Linked DNA regions of Homo sapiens: all the other regions are linked to region 1. Evidence: chromatin contacts called from ENCODE Hi-C data. All regions are on one chromosome and are shown on one strand. The core of a region is the stretch at or near the end of the contact, and the rest is flanking DNA. Distances in the headings are between cores, read along the strand shown.

Region 1 (4,003 bases), core at 1,166-3,665:
TTGATTTTTTGTAGTGGTGAGGTCTCACCATTTTGCTCAGGCTGGTTTCAAACTCCTAAACTCAAGCAGTCCTCCCGCCTTGGCCTCCCAAAGTGCTGGGATTACAGGCCTGTGGCACCACACCCAGCCTCAAATGTCACATCTTTAACAAAATTTTCACCATGCTCTCCTCCAATTACTCATGCTCAGAACTGTGTGAAGCCTTTATCACAATTTATCATATTTAATTGATTTTGAATATTTAACTGGAATTCAGTGTAGAATGGTGTTTTTGAATTAAAATATAATTCACATACAATAAAATTCACCTTTTAAAGTATACGAGTTGGCTGTATGCAGTGGCTCACACCTGTAATCCCAGCACTTTGGGAGGCCAAGGTGGGCAGATCACTTCAGCTCAGGAGTTCAAGACCAGCCTGGCCAACATGGCAAAACCCCGTCTTTACCAAAAATATAAAAAATTAGCTGGATGTGGTGGCGGAGGCCTGTGGGAGCTACTTGGGAGGCTGAAGTGTGAGGATCGCTTGAGCCTGGGAGGCGGAGGTTGCAGTGAGCTGATATCATGCCACTGCACTCCAGCCTGGGTGACAGAGTGACACTCCCTCTCAAAATAAGTAAATAAATAAATAAATAGTATAGAATTCAATGGGTTTTAGTATATTCACAAAGTTGTGCAACCATCAGCGCCAATTCCAGAACATTTTTATCATCCAAAAAGACATTCCATATCCATCAGCAGTCACTTCCAATTCCTCATTCCCCTCTACCTCCTGGAAACCACTGTTCTACTTTCTGTCTGTATGTATTTGCCTGAAATGCAATGCAATTTCATCATATTTCATGTAAATGGAATCATACAACAGGCGGCCTTTTTGTATGTGGCTTTTTATGTCTGAACAATATTTCATTGTACAGTTATACCATGTTTCTTTTTTTTTTGAGACGGAGTCTCGCTCTGTTGCCCAGGCTGGAGTGCAGTGGCGCGATCTCTGCTCACTGCAAGCTCTGCCTCCGGGGTTCACGCCATTCTCCTGCCACAGCCTCCCGAGTAGCTGGGACTACAGGCGCCCGCCACCACGCCGGGCTATTTGTTTTTAGTAGAGACAGGGTTTCACCGTGTGAGCCAGGATGGTCTTGATCTCCTGACCTCGTGATCCGCCCGTCTAGGCCTCCCAAAGTGCTGGGATTACAGGTTTGGGCCACCGCGCCCGGCCTATACCATGCTTCTTAACCATGCATCAGCTGATGGTCATTGGGTTGTTACAATACTTTTTGGCTATTATGAATATTGCTGCTGTGAACATTTGTGCACATGTTTTTATGTGGATCCAATTATTTAGGCTTACAGTATTTAAGAGTGCTGCTTTGCTACTACGCTGACTGGGGTTAAGACCAGGCTCTGCTATTTAGTAGATGTGTGACCTTGGGCAAGTTACTTAACTTCTCTGTGCCTCAAGCTCATCTACAAACAGTGACTATGTTACCCACCTCCTAGCAATTTTTGAATCTTAAAAGAGTTAACGTACCTGACATACTTAGATCCGGGTTTGCTACATGGTTAGGTCCAAGTAAAATTTATCTATTAGTATTATTTTAATATTTTTACGACTTTAATAAAAGGGCTCATCTTCATTGTGCCTTTGAAACCCCAAATCCAAAACTTTTTTTTTTGTTAATTAGAAAAACTAAATAAATATTCAGAATTGTCTGGTATTCTGGGTGTGCTAATTTCAGACAAGCACATTTTGAGATCGAGGGAGACGTGGTTAAGCTGTAAATTGCAAAGAGGCTTGCCTTCGCCAATTTACCTTTCTTAATGCAGCAACTTATAACACCTATTGGCTTGCAACGGTTTAGTATAATTTGGGAGGTATTCTTGTAATTAATAATATATTATTTAATAACATGGATATAGAGCTGAGTGGTGACTTAAGACTCCTGCTACTGTAAAGCTAGGAAATAGCGGCTTTCCACAGCAACTGTGCAATCGGTTTAGGCGCGGCCCAGGTCGATTTTGATTGGCTTGCCCAGTGGAAATGCTCTCCGCCTGAGCTACTACTGGCCAATATGGCTCCACAATTGGCTCTCCTGGAAGCCGACAGACACGTGGCTACCGCAGGCTGAGCCGAACTTGGGAGGACTTAGTTCTGCTTACCGCGAGAGGGCGCCGGCGGTTCCTCACTGCTAAAATCTCATTTCCCATAAAGCCCCCGAGTCACCAATCAACTGGCTGTCTTCATACCGCTTTCAAAGTCGGCGGGCGCCTTGCCCAATAGCAAAGAACATATCGCCCCCATTTCGAAGATTGATGGAAAGTTTGACCAACCGCATCTCAGACTTCTGCTGTCTCCGCCTCTCTCGTTGGGGATTGACGATTTTTCTAGCCAATAGGAGACGTCGGGTCGGCGGGTGGATGAACGCGGCCCTCTGTAATGGCGGAGCGTGGCGGGGACGGGGGCGAGAGTGAACGATTCAACCCGGGGGAGCTCAGGTAAGGAACGCTGCCCTCCTTCACATCTCTGCTCACGAGAGCCCCAGAGGCTAGACGCTAGACCTGCCATGTGGAGATCCGGGGCGGACGGTGGGTAGCGGAGCCGGGCGGCCCGGGCCGGGACCGCATGGGGTTTAAGAAGGGGGAAGGGGAAGGTGGCTTGAATGAGAGCCGGGCCCGGGCTGGGCCAGGGCCTCCTGCGCGTTCCCTGGCTGCTTCCTAGTGCTTTCTTGGGGCCTCGCCGCCTCTCGCGGCCTGCAGCCCTCTGGCCGGGCGCGGTGCTCCCGCCTTTGGGCCCCGCCTCAGCCGCGTGTCGCCTCCGTCTCGGCCGACCTGAGTCTGTCCCCAGGCCGCGCTCCGCTGCGGGCCTGATTTTCCTCATCGACGTCTCTGCACTCCGCAGTTACTTTCCCTGTACCCCTCGCCACTTCTGGCTAAGCCTTCTCCACGCCCTCCGCGGCTCTTTGGGCTCCCCACGTTTGCCCTTTCATTTCATCCCCCTCATTGCTTGCCTTTCTTAACTTCTGTGGCTTTTCTTCCTTTTTTCATCCCTTTATTCCTTATTATCCTGTAGTTGTGAGTAACAACAACAGTAGCAACCCCTTATTAGGCACTTACCGTGTGCCAGTAAACCCTTTACTTAGGTTTGTCTCATTTAATCCTCACAACCACCCTTTGGAGTAGTTGCTATTAACATTTTGCAGGCCACAGACCAGAGGGGTCTTCAGTTGTTACTCGCCCATCTTACAGGTGAGATAACAGCCTCGTGGAGGTTGAGTCAGTAGAATAAGATTGCATAGGCGGATTTGTGGCTCCAGGAAGTGGCTTGAACTCAGGCAGTCAGGTTTCAGAGCCTGCAATCCCAATTGGCGTTCTATTCGTCTACTACTCATGCCATTTCCTTGAACAGTGCAGTGACCTTTTTTTCCCCTGGAACCTCAGTGTCTATGAGTTTGTAATTAAAATTTGGTAAAATGAGAGTGACCTGGAGAAATCTTTTGGTCAGTGGTTTTTGAGGAAAAGAGGTATTATGCTTTATGTGTATTTGGTACTTTGGTTTTTTTCTGTATGGGAGAAATGGCATTTCAGATGTTCAGCTCCCATTCTGAATTGTGCTGTTGTCAACGTTTGAAAATGAAAAAGAGCAGGGTAGATTATGAAGACTCTGTTGATACTGTCTTGAACTTAAGATGAAATTGTGTAAGGAAATGGGTATTGTTATTCAAGGTTTTAGAAGAGGAAAATGCCTTTCAGATTCTGTATGGTCGCACACACAAATCTCCACTTTGGCAGAAATGAAATTTTGTTTTATTTCAGAGATGAATCTGAAATCCTTTAAACTCCATATGTATACAGTATTAATGAGTGATCAAGGTGAATTGTCAGCATCTTTAAATATTAGCGATGCCAAGTTTATTCCTGATTTCGATCTTAAAGGGAGGTTACTTAGCTAGTTTCAGATGGATTTATTAGGGAACATTCTTTTGCATTTTAGAAAGTATCTTTCTAAAG
Region 2 (3,449 bases), core at 210-2,709, 4.8 Mb before region 1:
GGAGCTGGGTCAAAATGTTGGGAGGTGGGACTAAGAGTTACAAGCCATTTGTTTAGTAGAAAGATACACTAGTGTAAGGGCATAAATACCTGGAAGAGAAGACAAAAGAGCTACAGTTATAACTAGCTATTATAATGATCATCAATATCCAAGACTTTTCCTCTCCTGGACAGTGCCCCGTATCTTACAAAGCTTTTATAGCAAAAAAGCAACCAAACGGCTCCCTGGAGAGAGGCGTTGGTGTGGGCAAAAGGTAATGAAATATGATAGGGTTACATGTATATCACTATTCCTTCACTCGGATTGAAAGTAACTGGCACTTGAGGAAAGCTTACTCTTCTACAGGCACGCAAAGGGAAGCCGATAGTCGCCTTGGGGCACAAGAGGCAGTAGAAAAGGAGTAGAGGAGACGGTTATCATGGGAAATGTATAAAAAACAATTCAATTACAAACTTCTTGAACTCGCAGTCCAACTTTCTTCCCACAGGAGAGGTTTATCACCATCCTAGGTCAAGAAGGGCACAATCATGAGAGTTCTAATCCTCTGAAAAGTGATAAGCAACAGGGCAAAGAGAGAGGTTCTCTGGAGAGAGGAATACTGGTAAACAAATAAACGTCATGCCCCAGTGACCATAGGACCTGGGCAGGAGCCCATTCCTGTAATCGCAAGGACAAACGTCCAAAGAAGGAGTTGGGGGTAGGGCTCAAGTCAGGTAACATTCCTCAGGGGAAGGATTATCAAGTGACACCGGGCGGAGGGCCCACGGGGGACTGGGCGGGAGGAAAGTTAGCAGGTAAAAAGGATGAATCATGGAGAAGGAAGTGACCTTTAGGAGAAGGAAATACGAGAATACCAAAAAAGGTGTAAGGTTAAGAAGAGAAAATGGACCCAGAAGAGGGGACCAAAAAAGAGGAGGCGTGTTCGGGTACTGGAGGAAGAAGAAAGGAAGTGAGGCTGAGAGGGGAGAGACGGGGCTGAGAGCCGGCCGGGGATATGCGGGCGGGAGGGCAGAATGTAAGGGCTGGGGAACGAGGGAAGCCCCGAGGTGGCCGGGGCAAGAGCCGGGTGGGATTCCGGGGCTTCCCGAGGTCCCGAAGGGAGAGGATGTCGGGCTGCAGAGCTGCGGACCGAGCGAAACGAGGAAGGAAGGCGCGGGGGCGGCTCCCCAAAGCCGGGCAGGCGCCCCAGGGGCCGGCTGCAGGGGTCCAGAGGGCGGTTACGGGGCCAGGCAGGAGCGGGATGGGAGGGACACTCACAAATTTCTTAGATTTGCCGCCGTCGCCGCCCGCCGAGGGCAGCTCATCTGGGCTCCGGCCCTTCTTCTTGTCCCGGGTCCCGCGGCCGGGCCCCAGGCTCCCGCCGGGCGGCTCCATGTCCCGGTTCACGCTGGCCGGCGACCCCGCGCCTACGCCGCTCCCGCCTGGCAGCTCCGCGCCCGCCGCCGCCCAGTCGCTCTTTAGCCAGCCGCCGCGCCCCGCCTCATTAGCATGCCGGGCTGCGCGCGCCTCATGAATATACAACGACGACGCCTCGCTCCCGCCCGCCTGCCCCACTTCCGCCCGGACCCGCAGCCCCTACCAATGGGGGAAGGGAGAGGGGCGGAGGGAAGCCGCGGAAGCGCGCTACCTGCCCAGCGGACCTAACCATTCGGACCCACGTGGGGGGGGGTGGTGAGTGGGCGGTGCAGCTCTCCGCGGCCGCGGCGGAGAGCACCGCCCCCTGGCGGTTGGAGCAGCGCAGGCCTCTGGCTCCCACGCAGCGCCCACGTGGCTGTACAGCCTGACAGCCTGGACCCTCTCACATCCCAGACCAAAAATCGCGTGAGACCATTATCCTGGCAGAAAATTAGTGACAGGTTTTCCAAGAGAATGCAGTTTTCAATGTGTGCAATACCCATGGAACACATGAAAAAAATTATAGTGATAGCCACCATGTTTTGAAAGCAAGGTAGCAAGAACAGAGCTCGGTCCAGGGCAAGCACTAGACTAAACCAGACTCGCTCTGGAGTTTAATTTCCTAGTTCGAATTCCAGGTTAGGTACCATCTAATTGTTTCTAATCAGGACAAACTAATTATTGCCAACATGTGCCTAAACAGCAATAACAGTTACCACTTAACCATGCCCTTTGCTCTCTGCTAGGCACTAGGCAAACACTCTACATGTATTTTTCTAAGTCCCCACAGTCCCATGTGATAGATTCTGCTAGCCTCACCATTTTATAAATAGTAAATTTGGACTTTTGAGAGTTGAAGTGACTTGCCCAAGAACGCATAATTGATATAAAATTTAAACCCAGCTTAGTCTGATTTGCTGCCAAACCCTATGTTTAACCAGGATTCCCCACTGACATAAACCAAACATGAGTGAAAAGAATGAGTATTCTCCAAGAGTATATTCTTTGCTCTTCTAGCATGACTTTCTCCCTAAGCAATTTCATCCATTCTCCCAGCTACATCTGTCCCTTGTGTGACAGTTACGTGGCTACCAGTCGGCCTTCACAATATGGACTGAATATTCTTGACCACAGCTAGCAAGATTTCAAGCATAAGTTCCTGAAGGGCAGAGTCAGTGACTTACTTACTCTAGAGCCCCAGTACCTAGTCAAGGGCCTGAGATATACCAGGGACTCTGCCAAGCTGGCTGGCTCCTAAATTTGGCATTCATCTCTCTTGTGGTCCAGACCTTCTGATGGTGATCGGATAGAATGTTACATAGAGCTGTCCATCCCATACTTCAAACTTGACTTAGTGCTGAGCTTTCCAGACATTTTGTCTAAAAAGTCCAAAAGCTACTTTCTAAGCTAGTGTTGAGAACAGACAGAATCAGAGAATGGAGGGGAGGAAGTGACCCATCTATCAGTCCTCTTTCTTGTATCAGTCTGTATCTGCTACAATATTTATCATACTACTGACTGGAATGTAAACTCTTCTAGAGAAAGGTTCATGTTTGTGGCTACTACAGTATTTAGCATTGTTCTTCACATAGACAGATAATGGGCAACTTCTTCTGTCAGGCACTGTGCTAAGCACTTAACATGTTTTATCTCAGTGTATCTTCACCAACTAGCATCACTACTCTAAACACCCAGATTCAAAAACCTGAAGTCATCTTCTACTCCTCTCAAATCTGCCCAGGTTTGTCTAACTCTTAACCAAAATCCTCTATTAACTTCTTATATTTACAATAATAAATGTAGAATACATACACAGGGCCTAACGTAGGATAAGTGCTGAATGAATGTTAACTATGCTTTTATTACATGCATCATCATGCCCATTTCCCTCTCCTTTCATAAATAGGAAACTAGCAAGAATTAACATTCCTAGAAAGGCGAAAGGTACAAAAAATACCGACTTAGTTTATTGGATAAAAACAGTGGTAAAATGGACATAAAGCCAAAAGTGAGAACAGAACATTTTCATATCCTCCCCACACTTGAAAACATAC
Region 3 (3,790 bases), core at 299-2,798, 3.7 Mb before region 1:
TACACCTATCAAAGAGATCACATTCACTTATTTATACATTTACTTATTTATTTTACAATTTTTTGTAGAGATGGGGGGGGTCTCGCTGTGTTGCCCAAGATGGTCTTGAACTCTTGACCCCAAGCAATCCTCTCACCTGGCCTCCAAAAGTTATGGATTACAGGTGTGAGCCACCATGCTCCATTTATGAATTTAATACATTAATTGCTTTCTTAATATAGATGGGACACCTCTGACCCCTCCTGAGTGAAAAATCCATGTTCCCAAGCACCCAGGCCTTCTATCCTATCACAAGGCATGGTTATCGCTTGTTTGCTTCCATCTCACCTAATACCACCAGCAGCTAAATTCATTCTGTTATTCATCTTTGTATTCTTACCATCTAGGCTAGTGCCTGCACATAGCAGACCTATTTAAAAAACAAACCAACCCAAACAAACATGAAGCCCCCACGTAGCTGAAGGAGGGCTGCTGGTTCCTAGACATAGAGATAATTTATTCAAGGACAGTCCCTATCCTCCAGGAGTTAACAATTCAGCACTAGACACCCTGTGGGACCCAGCCTGACAAGTGCAACGAGTGAGATGCCAGAATTGAGTCCTGCGGTCGAACAGAGGGACTACAGGGCAACGCACTGGGCGTGGGAGGTGGAGATGGCTCTGGGAAAGGATCCATTCATTTATTCTACATTTATCAATCACCGTAGCACACACAGCACATAGTAAGTGCTCAATATCTGTTATTAAATGCCAGCCACTGTGCTAGGTGCCAGGATGCAACAGCGGACAAGAAAATTGCAGGGGCACTTGCCCTCGTGGGGCTTACCGTGTAGCGAAGGATGACAGGCAGTAGACTGTCATCTTATTATGTAAAATTGTGCTAGATGCAGAGCAGGAAAATAACAGGCGGCTGAAATTCTAGTAATGATGTGAGCTCCTTCGGCTGAGGGGAACCGTGGGCGGGTTCTGAGCAGGAGTGGCCGTGAGGGGGACGGACCGTAGGGGGCGGGAAGACTGCAGGCAAGAGCTGGTAATTTTAAGATGCAAATAACATTTTTCTGCCTGACTGGAAGAGGAGCGTTTGGTCGCTCGGGATTCTCCCGGAGCAGGGGGCTGTATTTTGAGTGTAAAATCGGTTGCCCCGCAGTGCAGGGCAGGCGGTGGTGAACTGCAGCCCTAGTCCCCAGGTTTTTCATGCTTGGCACATCGAGGCTCTTCGGCCCCCAGGACCAGCAGACTCGCCATGCGTGGCTCGGATTCGGGCTGGAGCAGGCGGGCAAGGTAGCGGGGGCGGGTGCACAGCAACGCTCACCCCTAGGTTTCGGGGTCTGCAACGCTGGGAGGGCAAGAGGAGGCGGAGTTTGCGCTGCGGACCTAGGCGTTGGCGAGGGCCACGCCCCCAGCCGCAGACCCTGCCTCCAGGCCCCTTTGATTGGATCAAGACCGCGGAAGGGCCGGGCGTCCTCGGGCGGCCTGAGGGTCGGGCAGGGGAGGGTGCGCTGATTGGCCCGGCGGGGATTAAGTCATCGCTAGCAGGTTCGAGCGGCCCAGACACCGGCGGGGCGGCCGAGGCTGCTGTGAGAGGGCGCTCGAGGCTGCCGAGAGCTAGCTAGCGAAGGAGGCGGGGAGGCGGCGTCTGCACTCGCTCGCCCGCTCGCTCGCTTCCCGGCGCCGCTGCGGGTCCGCGCTGCGTTTCCTGCTCGCGATCCGCTCCGTTGCCCGCGCCCGGAACAGCAGCACCTCGGCCGGGTCCGAGCTCGGTTCGGGAGTCTTGCGCGCCGGCGGACACCGCGCGCGGAGTGAGCCAGCGCCACACCTGTGGAGCCGGCGGCCGTCGGGGGAGCCGGCCGGGGTCCCGCCGCGTGAGTGCTCTGGGCGGCGGGCGGCCCGGGCCCCGGCGGAGGCGCGCCCCCCGGCTGGGCGCCGCGCGCACCATGGGGCTCCCAGCGCTCGAGTTCAGCGACTGCTGCCTCGATAGTCCGCACTTCCGAGAGACGCTCAAGTCGCACGAAGCAGAGCTGGACAAGACCAACAAATTCATCAAGGAGCTCATCAAGGACGGGAAGTCACTCATAAGCGCGCTCAAGAGTGAGTGTCCCGAGCCCCTCGGGGACGCGGCTCCGGGGCGGGAGGAACTGGGAGGTGGCGCTTAGCCCGGGTTGCCCGCGCGTCTGCCGGGTTTCTGCTCCCGGTACACTGGGGGACGGGTGTCGACGCCTCCGAGGCAGGAAGGATACGTAAAGCGGGCGAACCAGCAACCATCAGATGAAGAGAGAGACCCGTCGCTCCGCCTTTTGCGTTCAGGGATGGTCGGGAGGTGACCCAGCGCGGGTGGTGCTCTGGGGCAGCGCGGGTGGGCGTGGGCGTGCGCGGCACGCAGGTGTCCCAGCAGTGGGGCCAGAGTGCCGAGCGCGCCGCAGCCAGCGGGCAGATCCCATCGTGTCCACAGCTCCAGCTCCCTTAGGGGCAGAGTTGCTCAGCCTTGAGTGCCCAACCGTGAGAATGGAGCGTGCCCTGCCGAGGGGGCGCTGCCTCCCCTTGGGAAAAGGTGGGTTGTGACTGCTTCGCTCCCTGTACGCAGCTCCAGCCTAGTCAGGCCGCCGGGTTCCCTGGGTGGAATGCTTGGTTAGCTTGCGATTCCTTGGAGTATTGGCAGCCAGTAATCTCTAAATCTGGAATCAGTACGTGCGCAGGTTCTGATTCTTGTGTTTAGCAGAAGGTGATAGGGGTGGGAGTAGAGAATCAGAGTGTTCCTTTACTCTAAACTGTGGGCGAGGGTTTAAAAATAGAATGTACATATCCCAACTCTCTCCCTCTCCTGCTCCCAAGCTCTCCTTTTTACCTCTTCCGTTATCCTTGTAAAGGTCTGAGAAGGAATATCCATAATTCTCAGAAAGAAGTTCAAACGTATTTCAAAGATTCTTGGACCTTTTGTAAAACCATTTTTGCGTTTTTTCCTTTTGGTACAAGGGGAGAGATGCAATTTTGCATTCTGCTTCACTTTTGCAGAGCCAGAGAGTTTCTTTTTCTGGCCAAATAAGCGTGCTCTAGGGATGAGTGCTTTGGATTGTGAGAACGTTTTTGGTGCCTTTTCAGTCTCCCCATTTAAAAATAGCTCAGTCCATCTTTTAGTTTTAAGAATCAGGAACCACATGAAGGCAGATAGTGGAATTGTCTCTGACTCTGTTACTGTATCTGTTTCTGTGATGGATTTCTTAGTAGGTGATACCTTTCAGCTAAGAAATCTTGCCTTAGCAGAGTAGAGTCGTAGCTGTGGGAATTGTTCCCAGGCCTCTTTAAAGGGCACTTACAAAAGTCAGGTGCCTGAGATGTCATTTTGTCAGCTTGTTGCTTCTAAAAATGAAGAGAGAGACAATGGAATGCCAGGGCAGCCCAAAGTGCCAATCTTTTGGGATGAAATGAACACAGGACTGTGATGTGATGAGGCTTCTTAGAGGCAGATTCTTAGGCTGTGCCTTACCTGAAACATATGAACAGACCCTTCCTTTGTCAATAATCAAGGCCATTCTTGGTTTAGGGGATGGGGGTCCCTGGTTTGGAGTAAGTTAGGGGCCCACTTACAGGTTGGGCCCAGGAATTTTGATTGAACCTCAGGCTGGCTTTAGTGAGTTCTCTGCTTCACTCAGCAAACTTTTGGTGTGATTGTGGTGTACTGGGTACTGCACTGGGCACTAAGGGTGTAGGAGTGAATATTTTGCTGCTCCTGTGCTTACAGAGGTGTACTTCATTCCAGGCACTGCTTCACATATAATTATCTCATGTGCTTAGAT
Region 4 (3,737 bases), core at 735-3,234, 4.3 Mb after region 1:
CCCACATAAACAGTTGCCAGCCAATGAATATATCAGTAATACATAAAAAGTTGTATAGCACTGATTTTTACTGGAAGACCTCAAAACTTAGTAAGCTGAAGGCTAATTTGGTAGAGAAAAGAAAAATGAAACAGAAATCATTACTCTTTAACAGACATACTTACTTTGCATTCCTTCCCATACTTTTCTTTGGTCTATAATAGAAAAAAAATAGAAAAGAACTGGAGTTACAGAAAGAAAAAAGCCAGATGTCTACTCTTTCCTTAAACATAACCCAAGAAATGTGTCTGGAAATCCCTGGCATCCTAGAGAGAGAAAAACAGCAACAACAAAACCCAAAACCCAACCTTTTTTGGGAAGAGGGTAGGGAACATACTATAACAACATATTATAAGTGATAACATCTCAAGAGTATATGGATCTGGGCTGGGTGGCAGTGGCTCACGCCTGTAATCCCAACACTTTGAGAGGCCAAGGTGGAAGGATTGCTTGAGCCCAGGAGTTCCAGACTAGCCTGGGCAACATAGCGAGATGCTGTCTCTACAGAAAAAAGAAATAGAGTATATGCATCTAATGCTAGGTAAGTGAGTGTCTTTCCACAGCCACAACTCTTAGGTTCATTTTTGGCTCCCAAGTTCACTCCCAAGAACTAACATTCCTAATGCTTTCCACAATCCCTAAATCAGAGAGGATACAGCTGTGGCCCGCCCACTTTACAAAGTTTAGTCAAAAGGTAGCTACTGTAGACTTGTCCTGTGCCAATGCCCGGAATATAGTAAATGTTCTGTTTAAACAGAACTATTCAAACATCTTGAACCATTCAAACATCGTGAACATACTAACATATCAACACCTCTACGACTACACAATAATACAGCCCTAACCTTATTATTGTTAACTGGTTCTAATTTTACCCTAGTTTGTAACAAAGGGGGAATGCTTACTTTAAAGAGATAAAGTACACTGGCCAAAAGGCATTTGACCAGGATTCAGGAAACCTAGTTTCTAGTTCTGGTTCTCCTCCTATCATGCTGACATTCCTAGAGCCAGAATATGTGAACTTAAATCCCAGCTCCATTCCTTACTATTGTATGAAAAGACACAAACGCTCTCACCTTCTGGTCAACAGACCTATTTCCTAGGTAAATGCTCAACAAATACTAGCTATCGTTATTACCCCTACATTACAGGAGTGTTACCGGATTCGTAAGAGAATACACATGACAGTTCTTTGCAAGTCGTCCAGCACTTCGCGTTAGTAAAAGAGCATCATTTTTTCTGCTTGTCTAAGAGAAACACTTCACAGTGTGCAAGTACCACAACATCGACAGGACATGAATAACTCGTTTCACACGCGATCACTCACCATTCGGATATATGGGTTTTCTCCAAGACATGTCTGGCACAGAATGGGGAAGTCCTGGTGAAAATGGGAAATCTGGTTGAGGACCACCCTCCGAAGACCCTGACACCTCAGTGACACTTGGGGTGGCGAGGGGGCGGGAAGCGAGGGTGGGGAACTAGGCACGGCAGGAACCCGAAGTCCATCACGACCCGATCGCGGGAGGGGGCGCTGTCTGCACTTCCGGCAGGCGGCGGGAGAAAAGAAAACCAGCTCTAATAGGCTGGAGGGGGCAGGGATGGAAAGGGTGCTGGTCCCGGGACCCTGGCTAAGCCCCCTCCCTTCAAGCCCGCAGGAGGATCGCCCTCCGCCCTCCTGCTCCGGCCAAGCTAGGCCGCCGCGCTGGCTCCTCCCCGGTATTCCTTCGGCCGCGCCGCAGGCCCTGTCCTGCCAGCTTGCAAGGTGCGCGGCTTCGCCTCCTCCTTCCATCCTCCTCCGGCAGGCACACTCACCGCATCCTCCCAGTTCTGCCTGTTGTAGGTGTTGGAACCCAGAGAGGTCGCCATCTTGAGAGCGTCCGGAGGTAGCTGTAGCTTCCGAATTGGGAGAGAGGACCGCCACAATCCCGTCAAGCCCCGAGGCTAGCGCCGCGCCGGTCGGCGTCTTATTTACGCGTCTAGGGCTTCTTCCGGGGCGGGGCCTTTGCGTCATGACGTCGCCCGCTCTTGGAATTTCTAAGCTTAACAATTGGGGTCCTGGTATAATGCACCTGGATGCTTCCTTCGAGTTTTTGCCTGCTTGGAATGAAGGGCCACACGTACAGTTGATTCATTTAACAATTGGGCGAAAGAATAAAGGAAGACGTAATGCATCAGAGGCTGGGGTTAAAATAGCGTTCGCTACCACTGAGGCGCTTATTATGCCAAACTCTGGGCGAACGTCTTGCGGTTCCAGTGTCTTATTTATTCGCATAACCTCTCTGTAGGGCTCTCTGTAGGGCTGCCAGATTCTGATTCTGTCTCTCTCTCTCTCTCTCTCTCTCTCTCTCTCTCTCTGTCACTCACACACACACATGCACACACACACACGCACGAATTACAGAACGTCTAAAGTTGAATTTCAGATTAACGGCGAATCGCTTTTTAATTATAAATATATATGGTACCTACTCGTCCTAAAGTAGGATTCGTGGTTGACCTGAAATTCACATCACTTAACCAATCGTCCTGTATTTTATCTGGTAACTCTACCCTGTAGGCAAGTATGATGATCCCTCTTTTATAGAAAAGAAAACAGGTTTAGAGAGATTAACCTAATCTCTCCTGATATAGCTCCTGGTTGTGGAGCTAAAAAGTGGTGAAGCCACAAATTCATTAGTACTGTTTCATTTCCAGCTTCTGAAATGACAAGGGTCTTACGAATCAACATATGCATTATTTGATTTTTGGAATAACTCATAACCACTCTGCCAATATTTTATGAGTTTCAAGCCATTCTGGTACCACTTTCATACTTACCGTGTCATCAAGCTACCTAACACATTTATTTAAATCACCTCATTAAAAAAAAAAGTTGATTTAAAGTATAATTTACATAAAGTTTTATCCTTTTTAGTTTTGAATTTTGTACATACATTCACTTACAGTCAAATATGGAATTGTCTGTCATCCCCAAAGTTCCCTTGTTTCTGTAGTTAGTCCACTTATCCCATACTCAAACCATGGCAATCACTAATTTGTGTTCTGTCCCTAGTTTTGCCTTTTCCAGAATGTCACATAAGTGGAATCCTATATATCCTTTTGGATCTGATATTTTTTCACTTAGTATTTTGTAGTTGAGATTCATCCATATTATTACATGTATCAATAATTTCTTCCTTTGTATTACTGAGTAGAATTCCATTGTATGGATATATCATACAATTCACTTGCCAGTTGCTGGATATTTGGGTTGTTCCCAGATTTTAGTGAATATAAATAAAACCATTATAAACATTCACATACAGATCGTTGTATGGACATTGGTTTTCATTTTGCTTGTGTAAATGCCTTAGAGTGAGATTATTTGATCATATGGTAAGTATATCTTTTCCTTTATAAGAAAGTCCTTGGGTTTATCTGAGCTTCTTGGATCTGTGATTTGTTGTCTTTTATTATATTTGGAAAATTCTCAAGTATCATCTCTTCAGACTGTCTTCTGCCTGGTTTCTACATCTGTGACTCCAATTTCACATGCCTTGTGAGGAGTGCAAGGTCAGAAATAACAGAGTCCACGTACATTTGTGTTTTTCCACAATGCCAGACTTTTACTGATGCTATTTCAATCACAAAAGCCACGAACTACATGGAGTTTCCAAGAAAGCAATTCTCCTTAGTACTTCCCACTCACTCAGCAC
Region 5 (3,475 bases), core at 850-3,349, 4.4 Mb before region 1:
AACCATACTCATTCACTTATATATTGTCTTTTCTTTTTTTGAGACAGGGTCTCACTGTCACCCAGACTGGAGTACAGTGACACAATCATGGCTCACTGCAGCCTCAATCTACTGGCTCAAGCAATCCACCTACCTCAGCCTCCCAAGAAGCTGGGACTACAGGTGAGCGCCACCATGCCAGGCTAATTATAGCTGCTTTCAAACAACAGAAGGGTTAAGTTGTTGCAACAGAGACTATATGGCTAGTGAAGTCTAACATATTTACTACTGGCCATTTACAGAAAAAGTCTGGACTGCAAGGAAGACCAAAAAAAAAAAAAAAAAGGAAAAAGAACAAGTTTGAAGACCCCTCCAACACACACACACACACATAGACACGCTAATGGATGGGTCAGGTAGGGCCACTAGGGCAAACCCATCCATCTCTGAAAGAAATAATCAGGACATTTGTCTTGAGGAGCTGGGGTCAAAATATCTTTCTGAAAAAGCAACATTTTGATTTTTTCCAAAAGAAATTAGAACTGTTTTTTATTTAGGTCCTGTGTTTAATTAAGCCTTACAGAAAATTACCTAAGTGACTATCTTTTCAATTCTCCCAAGGATGGTACTTAGCTGGTACCCCTCTAGATGCAGAGAAGAGAAATTAATTCATTACATAAAATGAATGCCTTAGGGTATCAGGACTTAATTCTGTTAAGAAACCCTGGTGGACAGGGCTGACTTAGGATGTAGCCTAAAAATCAAATTCTTCCTGCCAACCAAGATCCCTTCTGCTCCAGGATTCTGCAGGGACAGGCAGCGACTAAACCAACCCATAAGGGAAGCTGGGTCCTTTGTATGTGGAAGGGGCAGGAAGGTGCTCTCTCAGCACCAGTACCCCAGAGCCCCCGTGAAGTCCCTTGGCTGAGTGAGCCGGTGTACCTGGCCCCTGTTGCCTACTCTCTCCACCCTTATCCACGGCACCCTCTCCATCCAAGAACGCACCAGTGGGGAGCCCCAGGGTGAAGTACTTCTCTGGCCCTGGGTTAAACTGGATGATGCGGTTCCTGATGTATTTAGCCGCCCACTCGCTCGCCTGAGAATAGTGCTCCAGGATGATGAGCTTCATCTTGTCCTGCAGTGGGGGAGAGGGGATGACAGAAAGGAATCAATGGTAAGGGGCAGAGAAAGAGATGGAGGTGGTGGGAGAAGCTTCTCTTACCCAGCAACAATCCCCTTCCCAAGCTGTCTGAGCCAGGAAAAAGGCCTTTCTATTCACAGAGGAGCTAAGAGGCTAGGCCAGTCGTCTCCACCACCCACAGACCACGAGGAGGCGCCACTGGGGGCAGATCTGGGTTCTAATCTCAGCTCCTTCACTTACCACCTGCAGGACCTCGGTCAAAGGACCTAAGTTCTCTCTGAGCCGTTTCCTCCTATGTAAAAATTGGGACAATAGTACCTACTTCACAGACTTCACGACGGGTAATATGAAATGAGAGAATGCATGTAAACAACTTAGTATTTTCTACGTTGGCTGTTACCATCCAGATAGATGCTCGGCTCAGCCCCGCCTCCCTCATCCCTGCCCCTACCGGAACGGGATACCCTACCCCCTCCCCGCCGTCTACCCCAAGACTCTTCCTCCAGAAGTAGAGAGGTCATGGGATCATGCTGGGCCACTAGAGCAGGTGGGGCAATGAGCTCTGCCTGGGGAGCTGTGTGCTCTCTCTGGACTAGCGGAGGGGTCTTCCTACTGGCCCACCTTGCTTTGCGAACCCCTCTGGGTCTTCAGTTTCCCCCAAAGCACAAAAGGGAAAAGGTAATCGCTCCAGAAGGAGGACATTTTGTTCCCCCAGCACTGCGGTTAGTGGGAGTGTGAAGGAAAGAGGCGAAGGTGGCCCGCGCGGTCGTCGGTGGGGTACAGCGTGTCCCCCACCCCCATTACCACCCCATCGCCCCTCCGATCCCTCCTGGAAAATGTGTGAGGGCGGCTCCCCGGGGTCCCGACCCCGAGTGCCGTAGGGCTGGGGCAGCGCTCCGCGCTCCGGCCCGCGAGGAAGGTCCCCGCCAGCCCTGCTACCCACTTACACGGACGCCTCCCGCGGCGGCTGCAGCGACTGCGCCGGCGGCCCGGCCCCGCGCGGGTCACGTGGCTGCGGGTCACGCGGCGCCGCGTGCGCCGCCCGCCGGGCTGACTCAGCTTGGCCGCAGCTACCCGGACCGACTCTCCCAGGTGGAGGAGTTCCGGCCACTCAGTCCCACCTCGGTCCCTGGCCCCGGCAGGCCCTGGAACAGACCTTAAAAAACACTTTCCCTTGGGAGGCGGGGATTCGAGTCTGGTTTGTGTGTGTGTGTGTGCAAGAGGAGGGAGACTTGAGGGGCGCCGGGTCGCCCCCAGGAATACAACCCCCTGGACCTTGGGGCTGGGGCCGGGGGGTTTTAGTGCAGGGGTTGAGCTGGGGGCAGGCAAAGCAGAATCGCTTCCTCAGTCTCCTAGGGTTGGGCCTGGCTCTGCCTTCAGTTTCTTTCTTTGTTTAGATGCCATTTATTTACCCAAGTATTAAAACTTGTGTTGTTTAAAGTACAATTGGGCTTTTTAATGTCCTTTTTTAAAGATCAAACTTTGCAGCATTATATAATAGAGAAAAAGGCAGGCCCCTGGTTTCCCCAACTCCCCACACCAAGATAACCATTGCTTAGTTTAAGAGTACATTCTGAATTGCTTTCTTTGAATATGCTTACACTGTTATTTTACATAAATGGGAACACATACACATGAGGCTTATATATATCAAGGCTCGGATATTTGACCTGCATTATTTCACTTAATCCTTATTAAGCTCCAGTGAGGTAGGTTTGCCGTTACTTTTTAACAGGTGGAGAAACTGACGCTTGGAGAGAAAAATTAACTTGGCCAGAGGCACAAGTGGTTTCCCTTGTGCCTTCAATTCAGGGGGATCTGTCCAAATCCAAAATCCATGCTTTTTACCGCTAGCGGGCACTGCCTCCCAGCTGGTATGACTGGATTTGGGACGCTTCCATATCAGAAAAAGAGATCCATCTTATTCTTTCCAGTCAACATTAGAGTGTTCCAGACTTCTAGGGACACTTGGGAACTTTCCATGCGGAGGCTGGAGGAAGGACTTGAGTGCTGGTCATCAGTAACATCTTCCATTACATAGGGTTTTGCCAGAGCTTTGTGCGCATTATTTCATAGAATCCCGCCCAATCGTCAGATATGATTACCGCCATTTTATTGATGTGGAAACTGGGGATCAAAGGCGTACAGAGACTTGTGATATATGACCTCATAGTCTGACATCCCGGACTTTAGTCAGTGCTAGGGAGCAGTGGTGAGACCTTCTGAATCAGCCTAGTTTTCCTCCAGCAGCAAAAGGCCAAAGGAATCCTGGCTTTATGCCCACGGGACAGGGCCTTCCTCAGTCAGCCGGGTGGCCACGTTCTGCAATTCTGCTGAATCTGCTCACTGTGGACA
Region 6 (3,987 bases), core at 789-3,288, 4.0 Mb after region 1:
TTCCTTCTTTTCCTTCCCCTTTCGAGGTGCCATTTCTGAGTGGAAGGAAAAGAAACTCAAGGTTAACAGACAAAACATTTCCAGAATCCCTTTCCCCTGGCTATTAAATGAAACCCTAGTCCTGCTTCATGTCCCTGTCTTCTTCCATCCAATACTCTACTGTATTCTCTCATTTCTGCCTCACTAAAACTTCTTTCTCCTTGCACTTGGGGGGGTATCAACTGTGGCCACATGGCAAAGTACCATGAGAAGTATCCTTTCCCCAGAAACTACCAACAGCTCAGCTCACAGCACCTACAAGATAGAAGCCTAGGGATCTAGCAGCAGATGCCTGAAGGCTGCACCCCAAAAGGCAAGAAGAAACCCAAGACCAACAGCTACCCATGTACTGGTACCATTCCTAACACCCTTCATGGGGCGAGGGAGCTGCTTGATTCCTGCATGAACTCCTCAGCTTAGAATTCAAGGGACCCTTACCAACACAGCCCTCAAGCCTCTCATCTCCTGTTTTCCTGTGCTCCACCTGATCCCTTCAAAATGTTCAAAAATGCAACTGATTTGACTCCCACAACTATTTAGAACTAAATCTTTGTCACCAACATCAAATATCAAAGGCACTAAAATATATCCAAAAGGCAGGCTAATGGAAAAGACCCATCTCAGAAATCTGATGGGTCCTGAGACTAAATAACTCTAACCTATTATGACCTTCATAATAATTGCAATCATACTGTCACAAGATCTAAGGGAGAGAGAAACTGACAGGAGGAAGGCGGGTGAGAATGAATGAGAAAGTGGAAGGCTAGGATAAGACTGCTTCCGGCCTAAAGCCCCAGGCCTTCTGAACCTCCTGGTGTTCAGAACAATTTAACATTTTCAGAAGACACTAACACTAATCGATATCCTGCAGATGGTGAAGATAGAGAGTGTCTCAGCCTATGGTCACAGTAAAGACAGTGGCAAAACCAAACATAGAAACAACGTGTCCTGACTCCCAGCCCAGCACTCTCTGCCTCCTGCCAAGATGCCTCTACACCACAAATAACTACCCTAGTCTGTCTCAGGTGTTCCTAGATCTCTCCTCTGCCTTCCCTATATAAACTTTAGTTAAGTGTGTGACCACAGTAAGTACTTCAAGTGTAAGTCTTGGGTGTACGAAGTTAAATGTTCCTATCTTCAAATCAGACCAATGAGCACGACCCAGTGCGTTAACTATTGTAAGGAACGCGCCACAGGAGAGAAGCCCAAAGTTCTGCCTCGAGAAGCATAGAAAGGCTCCAGCATATCTCAAATACGTAAGCATGAGTATGTTTCGGCATGATGGCCATTCAGTAAATGCCAATTTGCAGTTTCTCCGTTCCTAACATCCCCTAAAGTAACGAGCAGAGTGGTCATCAGGAGTATATAAACGCAGGGCAAGCGCACAGCAAACATTGGTGCTGGGCCCTGAGCGCCCAGAACTTGCAACGTGCCCGACTCAGCAACGGAAAGAATCGCCCAGATTTAGAAGCATCCAACATAGTGCGAGAGTTTTCCCTGCTTTCCTTCTTTGAATGATCACTACAAACCCATGGGATCGGTGCTATTGTTATTCCTATTTTGCAAACGAGGAAACAAACGAGATTAGGCGTGGGCCTGCGATCACCAAGAAAAAAGTTTGGCGAGGTAGAGGCGGGAGCCCACGTCTGTCCCGGGTTCCCTCAACTACGCTGTGCAGCTCAAACGCGGCCGTGGCCGTGGCCGTATTGCGGGGCCGAGGCCTTAAAAGGCTGGACCCGCACTCACCCTTACTTCACAAGCTCCTCCCTGAAAGCAAAACGGGCCTTCTGAGACCAGGAACGAACTCAATCCCGAGTTGGCCAGGATCCAGGTGGGCCAGCCGCGCGTCTCTTGCCCGGCACCTAGCTCGGTTCCCACGGAAAGACCCCCGTCTCTCGTCCCAAGCCCCACAGGGTCCCCTCGCCGCAGGATGCCCCCCGATTGTCGCGCCCGGGCCTCCTACCTGCACGTCGTCTCCAGACTCCACACCGGAAAGAGAGAGTGGGAGGGGGCGGAGCGACGGGGGTCACTTCCGTGTCCCGGAAGTATACCTCTGAGGTCACGGGGCGAGGTCGGGTTCCGGAAGACGCCGGCATTATTCCTCCCAAAGAGTTTAAGACTCGTCATAAGGAAAGACGGTTTATTACTTAAGGGAGAGCGAAAAGAGGTAGAGGGCTGGTTGTCGCTGCGAGCGGGTCGGCCTAAGCGACAGTACGAAGCGGCTACACCCGCGGGGTGAGGTGGGCCTGTATTCCATGATGGCGGTGGTCGTGGCTAGACAGACTTCCGCCATCCTGACTCCCGCCCTGGCAGCCTTGGAGCGGCAGCGCCCCTTGTGTGGAGCAGGGGAATAACAACAACAAAACGGCCTTAATTAAAGCTAGGGTGGCGCCGGCCTGTGGTCCCAGTTACTCAGGAGGCTGAGGATCGCTTCGTCCAAGTAGTTCGAGGCCAGCCTAGGCAACATAGTCGGGGAAAACACACCGTAATCACTTACTTTGGCATATTATATAATGGGCAAAATAAGAATAAATTATTCAATATGTATTTTCAGACCGGTCTGGGCTAAACAGTTTATATGCATTGCTTCATTTACTCCTCAAGACATTATCAAATAATTTTGATTTCCCTCTTACAGATAAAGGATGTTAACTGAGAGCACACCTTTGCAGAAGGGTTTGGAATTCTAGCTTCAAAGCCCTCGTGTTTAATAGCTACTTCCACATAGCCCTCTAATAACAATATACATGTATATATTTCGACCGAATCTTGTTCTGTAGCCAAGGCTGGAGTGCAGTGGCGCAATCTCGGCTGACCGCAACCTCTGCCTCCCAGGTTCAAGCTATTCTGCCTCAGCCTCCCAAGTAGCTGGGACTACAGGCGCGTGCCACCACGCCCGACAAATTTTTTGTGTGTGTGTATTAGTAGAGACGGGGTTTTACCGTGTTGACTAGGGTGGTCTGGATTTTCTGACCTCGTGATCCACCTGCCTCGGCCTCCCAAAGTGCTGGGATTACAGGCGTGAGCCACCGTGCCCAGCCTCTAATAACAATATTGAAGGACCTTGAAGGCTTGGGAGAATATGTCGGAGCTGTGGGGAAGGGCCAAGAAGTGTACCTCACAGAGCTAGGCAAGCGGTAGATACATTTTATCTATGTACTATATGTAATATTTATATGGAATATATATAGTATTTTTGTATTACATACTATATAAATATTATAAATATATTTTAAATATATAAATATATCCCGTGGCTCCAGCCTGGGTGACACAGCGAGACCCTGTCTCAAAAAAAAAAAAAATTTATTCTGCTAAACTGAAAAACTCAACATACCTTCTTTTTTTTTTTGAGACGGAGTCTGGCTCTTGTTGCCCAGGCTGGAGTGCAGTGACGCCATCTTGGCTCACTGCAAGCTCCGCCTCCTGGGTTCAAGTGATTCTCCTGCCTCATCTCCCGAGTAGCTGGGATTACAGGTGTGCGCCACCACACCCGGCTAATTTTTGTATTTTTAGTAGAGACGGGGTTTCACCATGTTGTCCAGGCTGGTCTCGAACTCCTGCCTCAGGTGATCCACCCGCCTCGGTCTCCCAAAGGGCTGGCATTATAGGCGTGAGCCAATGCACCCAGCCTCAACATACCTTCTCGTTGCATTGCATTTCTTCGATGATGAGTGACGTCAGACATCTCTTTACGGATTGTTTTAACCATTTGCATCTCTTCTGTGAAATGTCTGTATTTTTTGAAGGAGAGGGCTTTTTTGTTTTAATGAGCTTCCCAGTATGTTAGCAGAGACTGGAGTATTGTGGAGTGAGTTCCGCTTTGATTAAGAGTTGTATTAAACAGACCTCCAAACCTCATGTGGCTTCATGGAGGGAGCAAGCCTTGATCTTATGGCTGAAGGCAGCCCACACAATCACCTCAGGACAAATTTTTCCACAGGGAAG

Evidence for each region. A loop is a pair of places that touch in the nucleus more often than their neighbours do. Pooled maps may share reads with other maps.
Region 2: a pooled map shows a loop between it and region 1 (10-fold over the local background). The contact joins the promoter of DIAPH1 here to the promoter of TCERG1 in region 1. A Hi-C loop is called at or near these places in 7 of 50 pooled maps.
Region 3: a loop to region 1 is called in a map of B cell, with 13 times the contacts of the local background. The contact joins the promoter of ARHGAP26 here to the promoter of TCERG1 in region 1. A Hi-C loop is called at or near these places in 2 of 168 maps with a recorded cell type or tissue (B cell and CD4-positive, alpha-beta memory T cell) and 8 of 50 pooled maps.
Region 4: a pooled map shows a loop between it and region 1 (32-fold over the local background). The contact joins the promoter of RBM22 here to the promoter of TCERG1 in region 1. A Hi-C loop is called at or near these places in 5 of 50 pooled maps.
Region 5: a pooled map shows a loop between it and region 1 (7-fold over the local background). The contact joins the promoter of GNPDA1 here to the promoter of TCERG1 in region 1. A Hi-C loop is called at or near these places in 5 of 50 pooled maps.
Region 6: a loop to region 1 is called in a map of CD8-positive, alpha-beta T cell, with 8 times the contacts of the local background. The contact joins the promoter of RPS14 here to the promoter of TCERG1 in region 1. A Hi-C loop is called at or near these places in 2 of 168 maps with a recorded cell type or tissue (CD8-positive, alpha-beta T cell and naive thymus-derived CD4-positive, alpha-beta T cell) and 5 of 50 pooled maps.

What each region holds. Positions count from the first base shown.
Region 1 is chr5:146,444,918-146,448,920 of GRCh38, forward strand. TCERG1 (transcription elongation regulator 1) reads left to right here and starts at 2,416. Exons shown (of 23, transcript NM_001382548.1): 1 at 2,416-2,491. The coding sequence starts at 2,433. RefSeq lists an enhancer at 2,079-2,786 and a silencer at 2,705-2,784.
Region 2 is chr5:141,617,541-141,620,989 of GRCh38, forward strand. It overlaps DIAPH1 (diaphanous related formin 1), which reads right to left and starts at 1,460. Exons shown (of 28, transcript NM_005219.5): 1 at 1,258-1,460. The coding sequence starts at 1,374. It overlaps HDAC3 (histone deacetylase 3), which reads right to left. Exons shown (of 15, transcript NM_003883.4): 15 at 3,341-3,449. RefSeq lists silencers at 1,038-1,234, 1,045-1,094, 1,155-1,814.
Region 3 is chr5:142,768,829-142,772,618 of GRCh38, forward strand. It overlaps ARHGAP26 (Rho GTPase activating protein 26), which reads left to right and starts at 1,549. Exons shown (of 23, transcript NM_001135608.3): 1 at 1,549-2,087. The coding sequence starts at 1,934. RefSeq lists silencers at 1,353-1,762, 1,773-1,892 and an enhancer at 2,188-3,023.
Region 4 is chr5:150,699,078-150,702,814 of GRCh38, forward strand. RBM22 (RNA binding motif protein 22) reads right to left here and starts at 1,985. Exons shown (of 11, transcript NM_018047.3): 1 at 1,855-1,985; 2 at 1,367-1,420; 3 at 165-194. The coding sequence starts at 1,908. RefSeq lists enhancers at 1,227-2,003, 2,004-2,780.
Region 5 is chr5:142,010,928-142,014,402 of GRCh38, forward strand. GNPDA1 (glucosamine-6-phosphate deaminase 1) reads right to left here and starts at 2,100. Exons shown (of 7, transcript NM_005471.5): 1 at 2,068-2,100; 2 at 985-1,114. The coding sequence starts at 1,108. RefSeq lists silencers at 1,225-1,284, 1,956-2,225 and a cis regulatory region at 3,367-3,475.
Region 6 is chr5:150,447,701-150,451,687 of GRCh38, forward strand. It overlaps RPS14 (ribosomal protein S14), which reads right to left and starts at 2,039. Exons shown (of 5, transcript NM_005617.4): 1 at 2,003-2,039; 2 at 1-35. The coding sequence starts at 33. RefSeq lists enhancers at 1,556-2,494, 2,108-2,427.